Regions from separate parts of the Homo sapiens genome. Here region 1 is linked to region 2. A link is a contact called in ENCODE Hi-C or POLR2A ChIA-PET data. All regions are on one chromosome and are shown on one strand. Each heading gives the region's core, a stretch centred on a gene start or an enhancer-like site at or near the end of the contact. The rest is flanking DNA. Distances are from core to core; before and after follow the strand shown. Region 1 has its middle 100 kb from the start of LINC01871. Region 2 has its middle 160 kb from the start of LINC01871.

Region 1 (3,241 bases), core at 263-2,762, 58 kb after region 2:
CGACATGGTTCCATTGCAGACTAGGCAATTTCATACAAGGCTTAGTGCAAAAACTTACTAAATGTATTTTTTGAATACGTAATAGTGTCTTTCATCTGTGAAAATTTTTAAATAAAAAATATATATATTTTAGAGAGACAAGGTCTCACTCTTGCCCAGGCTGGAGTACATTGGCACAATCATAGCTCACTGTAACCTTGAACTCCTGGGCACAAGCCATCCTCCCACCTCAGCCTCCCAAGTAGCTAAAATTACAGGCACCTGCTACCACACTCAGCTATTTATTTTACTTTATTGTAAAGATGAGATCTCACTATGTTGCCCAGATAGGTCTCAAACTTCTGGCCTCAAGTGATCCTCCTGCCTCAGCCTCCCAAAGCACTGGGAAAACAGATGTGAACCACCATGTCCAGCCAGAAATTTGAGGCTAGAAGAGGGAAATTCATGACAGGATGAGAAGAAAAAAAGAATATTAGATTTAAAATAAAAAAATGTCTAGCTAGTAAGCAGCAAAATATCCCATAATATAGATGGCAAATATTAACTGGAGGAGTGAGAACGAATTCTGACCACTTGACCATAGTTCTGTTACTCATATTGTAATTCAATTTGATAAAAGGGTATAAGGAAGAATCTGAGGTGTAGACAGTGGCAGCTGGTGACTTGGTAACCTCAACCCCCACCTTCCCAGTCCTTATTCTCCCCTCAGTGATTCTGTCCCCAACAGTAGCTCTCCCTTCCCAGCACTGCCTCATCAGCCCATTTCCAATCCCTGCTTCTACTCATTTCTCCCCTCTGCTTCTCTGTCTAAAGAAAACAGGTTGCACTGGGAATCACAGGAGCTGCATTCTTCTTTAGAGCTTCCACCACCATTGTCAGTGTTGATCTGGCCACCACCCAAACTCTCCATTTCTCAGTTTCTCAAATCATGAGATGGAGGAGATAGTCCTAGCTTTTCACACACAATGCTGTGATATAGGCTACAAATAAAGCCCAGTTGGCATGTTGTAAACTACTCTACTGGTCTGAATTATAGTAATGTCTCCTAAAGTATGTTCTCTCATTGGTGGTTCTATCAGTGTTCACAAGTGTGATCAAAACTGGAAGATTCCACAATGAAATGGAATGAACAATAGCAGGATGGACAATGGTGGAAAGGGTTCTCGATGGTAGAGCGCCTTACTGCCTGGATGCTGATATAAGCTGCAAGGCTCCAAGAAGGAGGTACAGGAGGCAGTACTCTCCATGCTTGTTGAGCAAGCAAAACTTGTCACTTTGCTGAGCGTGTCATGTCCCTGGGATCTTGAGATCCTTTAGATCATGTTTTCGAGGAGTGAACTGCTTAGAATAGAGACTGTGGACACCTGTAAAGTCCTTTCCATCTATATAATGTGATGGAGTTGAAGCCCAGATCATTGGTGAATGAGAGGTTTTCAGGGCCATCTGTGGGCAGGACGCTGGCCCTGCCCTAGTTATAGTGGTGCTTGCCTCTCCAAAAAGAGGAATGTGAGCTCCAGGGTACACATCGTCATTGGCAAAATAGCTTTCACTCTCATTCTGCCCTCCTCAGTGAATCAATCCACCTCCCCAGCCAGTTCTCCTGCTCCAGGTAGAACAGTTGAGCTTCCCTGTTTGATTTAATAGATAGTTAAAAATCAACTCTAAATATAGTGGAGTGTAACTGCGTAATGATATGTTTATGTTCAGTGAGGGGGAAAAAAGGAAGTGAAAAGAGCAACAGTTAACAGTGTCACCTCCTGTTGAGCCCAAACTGTGAGATGCAGAAATTTGATACAGGATGAATAAAATTAAATCGTTGGTCCTTTTCAGCAAACTTGTTTCTCCAGACCTTAGCTGTTCAGCTTGGAAGTTCGAGATATCAATTACCTGTGTTCCTAAAGAGAGAATAGAAAACTGGATACCAAAAGACTTGCCCCTGGAGCCCCACTCCACCCTATACCGTACCCAATAATATGCCCTTCAAATGGGGTGACCTACAGGAACTCAAGTTCGAGCGAAGCAAGTCTCCAAACTTCAGTTCATTGCCTTGGCCAGTCACTTACATGCTGATGATTGCAGGTATTTTAGATGTACCGTAGGACCCTTGGAGTTGTCATAACTAGGGTTCAAAAGGCACGTGGAAGCCTCCCAGTGGGGAAAACCCCCCGAGATGACTTTGGGGTTTTAAATCTGTGTCTCTTTCATCAGTCTGTAAGGACAGAAAAAAAAGCCTGTTGTGCTTAAAACATCATACTGTTTTTCCTCCAACAAAATCCATTTTCCTAGAGATGCAGAGGAATGCAAGGCTCTGCTGATGGTCTCAATCTATTCTGTTAGCTTCATCTTCTGCTCCCTCCAGACGTTGCACTCCAGCCTCATCAAGCACAATCTGCTTGTTCATCTCTAGCTGCTCTGCGCTGTGGTCTCTAATTCTGTCTCCTGTGCTCGTTCCTTCTCATTTCCGGTAGGAGAGCCCAGAATTTCACTTTTGTATCTCTTCACATTTTTATCAACATCACTACCTTGGGGATCTCCTCAAACGCTGCAGCATTAAACCCTATATGCAATGCCTCCCAAGCTTATCAGCAGACCCCACCCCATCCCCCGACTACTGAATTCCATTCACATCGTCGACTTCCTACTGGAAGTTTCTCTTGGGCATGTAATAAGCTTCTCAAACTTGATGTGTACAAAGCTGAACTCCCAATTGTCCTTCCCAACTACTCCTCTCTTCTTTCTTCATCTCAGTAAATGGCAACTCTGTCTTTCTAGTTCTGCAGGCCTCAAACTTGAACGTTGTCCTAGAGTCCTCTCTCCATCACACTCATTCTCATATTTGAATCCATTATATTCCAATTATGCCTAGAATCCAATAACTTTCATCATCCCACTGATCCTACTCTTATGGAAACCACTCTCATCTCTCACTTGGATATCCCCTGTGTTAGAATGATTACAAAAATGACCACAATCTTAAACTCTCTCTGTAACCATCAACTATGCAATGTTTCTTTGCGTTTGTTCGAATTAAGAGGTAAATTGTACCCCGCGACACACATGCGGACCCAAACCATGACTGCACCTTGTTTAAAATGTAGATAATTGCCAATTCTGAGCCTAAGCTTTACTCCACTTTTTTCGTTTTGGAAATCCTGCCATTGCATGTGGATAAGCCCAGCTTAGCCTGCTGGAGGAGAACCCAGTTATCCCAGTGGAGACCATTCTAGACCAGCCTATGCCT
Region 2 (2,864 bases), core at 209-2,708:
GAAACAGCACCAAGAATGGTGGATGGAGGAGACAGGACTGGAACGTGACGGGAAGGTAAAAAGAAAGTGGGAAAAGAGAAGAAAAAGGACACTTTTCGAGCATCTGCTACATGATGTTAGGATTTACATTTTTTTCCTAATGCAATCTTTAAAGCAAGTCTTATGAAGTGGGCATCATCATGCCCATTCTAAAGACAGAGACATTGAGGCTGATCACTTACTCAATGCCTCACGGCTAGTAAGTGTCCAAGCTATGAGTTCCTGTTCTCTTTGCCTTTCAAGCCGTGGCTTTTGCAATGTGTAATTTTTCTGATCTTTGACCTCTTAAACCACATTACCTACATATCCCTTACAACCTCCCTTGACTGTTGTAAGCCTAAAATGAGAAGTGAGTGTGTGTAACCTCTCAGCTGCAGAGTCTCCACACTGGGCACTCCTTTCTGCCCTTGCACATGCTCTTCCCTCTGCGTGAAAATGGCCACACTGCCCAAGGTAATTTATAGATTCAATGCCATCCCCATCAAGCTACCAATTGGAAAAAACTACTTTAAAGTTCATATGGAACCAAAAAAGAGCCCACATTGCCAAGTCAATCCTAAGCCGAAAGAACAAAGCTGGAGGCATCACGCTACCTGACTTCAAACTATACTACAAGGCTACAGTAACCAAAACAGCACGGTACTGGTACCAAAACAGAGATATAGACCAATGGAACAGGACAGAGCCCTCAGAAATAACACCACACATCTACAACCATCTGATCTTTGACAAACCTGACAAAAACAAGAAATGGGGAAAGGATTCCCTATTTAATAAATGGTGCTGGGAAAACTGGCTAGCCATATGTAGAAAGCTGAAACTGGATCCCTTCCTTGCACCTTATACAAAAATTAATCCAAGATGGACTAAAGACTTAAATCTTCCCTCTGCTTAGAATGCTCCTGTACCTGTTGGCAGTACATGCCAGTTCATGCAGGCTGCAGACACTCTCAGCAACAACATTTGCACGGAAGGGAAAGGACTCTTTGAAAGTTATATGCCATCTTAGATACATTCCTGGCTGTTATCATAGAACGAGTTAAAGCATATCAGTATTTGTAACTCAGCAATACATGCTTTTGTATACTTTGAATGAGAATTTACCATATCTTTTTAAAAGAATCCAATATACATTCTGATTTATCATCTGCCATTGCCCGTTTGTCTTATCTCCCTTTCTGAAATATCCTTTCAAGATGGAAAGTACAGCTGATTACAGAAGGTGTGTTTATAACTTGGTGACAGAGAAAGGAAAGTCAGGCGAGCACTATTGAATCAGATAGTTGGGGGTTTTATTGTGTTCTCTGAGCTACTTTTAATAAACTTTCTTGATACTCAGTAAAAGGATGTGGTCTCCATCAAAAGCTCTTTTCGGTAACCAAATCAACAAGAGGAGAAAAACACACCTACACAGTCCCAGGTGCAGCTGAACTGTGGAGAACTTTGTGAGGGTGCAGGGTGCCTCTGCTCCCACCAGCTCTGAGGGGCTCCCTGGGACCGGCAGCTCACATCTCACACAAAGTCACAGGTGTGTGGCAGCAGCGAGCTTCTTTCAGCTACAAGTTCAGAGGAAAGAGAGTGCACTGCCCTGTGCTCTCCCAACTTAGAATTGCAGCTGTCTTCCAGCTAACACTTTTCTATGCCCACCTCAATCTCAAAGCACTGGCCAAAGTCCAAGTATACTGAGCAGCCCCGAATTCATCTGCCAAATGCCCATCCATCCTCTTAGCCAGTCAAGCATTTGTAGGGACAGGGGTGTAGAGAGGAGGCTGGTTTGGAAAATGAGGCATCGGCTTGGGGTGATGGAGGAGAAGCACATATGACTCTTGCCCAAGGATGGGCAGGACCTCCTTTGCTTGGGGCCATTCCCCGCATTCTCTCATTGAGGTTAAAGAGAAGACACATGTCCTCCTGCCAGAGTCCCATGTTCAATAAATAAAACATGGCTGAGAGACAGGGTGTGGCTCCTGGGAGACTGCTGCTCATTTCTCTTTAGAAAACCCCCCACTGCCGACAACTTTTCTTTCTGTCTCGGAATTCTTCATGCATGTTTTGATGCATCTTTAATTCTATACATGTTATAGTCAAGGTACTTTGGTAGACCCCATGACATGTCAAAATATTGTTTGTCTTTGTCTTAAAGTTGTTATACCTCAGTTTCTTTACCATATAAGAGTGAGCATTTATCTTTATTTATTTTAAGGAGTTATTCAAAGTTATTACATAGATGAAAAGTCAGACAAGCAGGGAGCATGTCTGTTTGGTTGGCCTCTGCTTCATCAGTTCCTAGCTCAGTGCTATGCAAGAAAATACACAACTAATAGATAACTATTCTCTGGTCTGTAGTAGCAGTGATTTAAAAAACAACAGAAAAAGGCTACTCTAGTGTGAAGTGTCAACTCTAATACATTCATTGGCACACTCTGGGTGCTTTCACATATATGACTTCCTTTAGGCTTCATGGTCACTCTGAGAAGTAGGTCTTATGATAGTCGTTTGACAGAGAAATGGGGACTAAGAGAGTTTAAGTGACTCCACAAAAGGCTCAACATTTGTGTTGCAGCCAGAGTTTCAACCCAGACCCTTAAATCTAAGCCCGATGCTGTTCCACCAAGCCATCGTTCTCTTCCAATAGTGAGAAATATACTCTAGCCGGCAGGGTGCGGTGGCTCACGCCTGTAATCCCAGCACTTTGGGAGGTCGAAGCGGGGGGATCATCTGAGGTCGGGAGTTTGAGAACAGCCTGACCAACGTGGAGAAACCCCATGCCTACTGAAAATACAAAATTAGCCAGGCGTGGTGGCACGTGCCTGTAATCTCAGCTA

Evidence for each region. A loop is a pair of places that touch in the nucleus more often than their neighbours do. ChIA-PET counts read pairs that join two places held with the same protein, here RNA polymerase II (POLR2A). Pooled maps may share reads with other maps.
Region 1: a loop to region 2 is called in a map of OCI-LY7, with 4 times the contacts of the local background. The contact joins two enhancer-like sites. A Hi-C loop is called at or near these places in 3 of 168 maps with a recorded cell type or tissue (OCI-LY7, endothelial cell of hepatic sinusoid and naive thymus-derived CD4-positive, alpha-beta T cell) and 7 of 50 pooled maps. POLR2A ChIA-PET finds 5 or more read pairs at or near these places in 4 of 52 experiments (CD4-positive, alpha-beta T cell, OCI-LY7, activated T-cell and 1 more).

What each region holds. Positions count from the first base shown.
Region 1 is chr2:7,623,924-7,627,164 of GRCh38, forward strand. No RefSeq gene overlaps it. Among named protein-coding and RNA genes, the nearest start is that of LINC01871, 100 kb to the right of the region's middle. Within about 2 kb of position 1,513, at least 3 of the 41 ENCODE cell types and tissues checked have a DNase peak (open chromatin) inside an H3K27ac peak, as active enhancers do; they include OCI-LY7, where a contact is called at or near this core.
Region 2 is chr2:7,566,358-7,569,221 of GRCh38, forward strand. No RefSeq gene overlaps it. Among named protein-coding and RNA genes, the nearest start is that of LINC01871, 160 kb to the right of the region's middle. Within about 2 kb of position 1,459, at least 4 of the 41 ENCODE cell types and tissues checked have a DNase peak (open chromatin) inside an H3K27ac peak, as active enhancers do; they include OCI-LY7, where a contact is called at or near this core.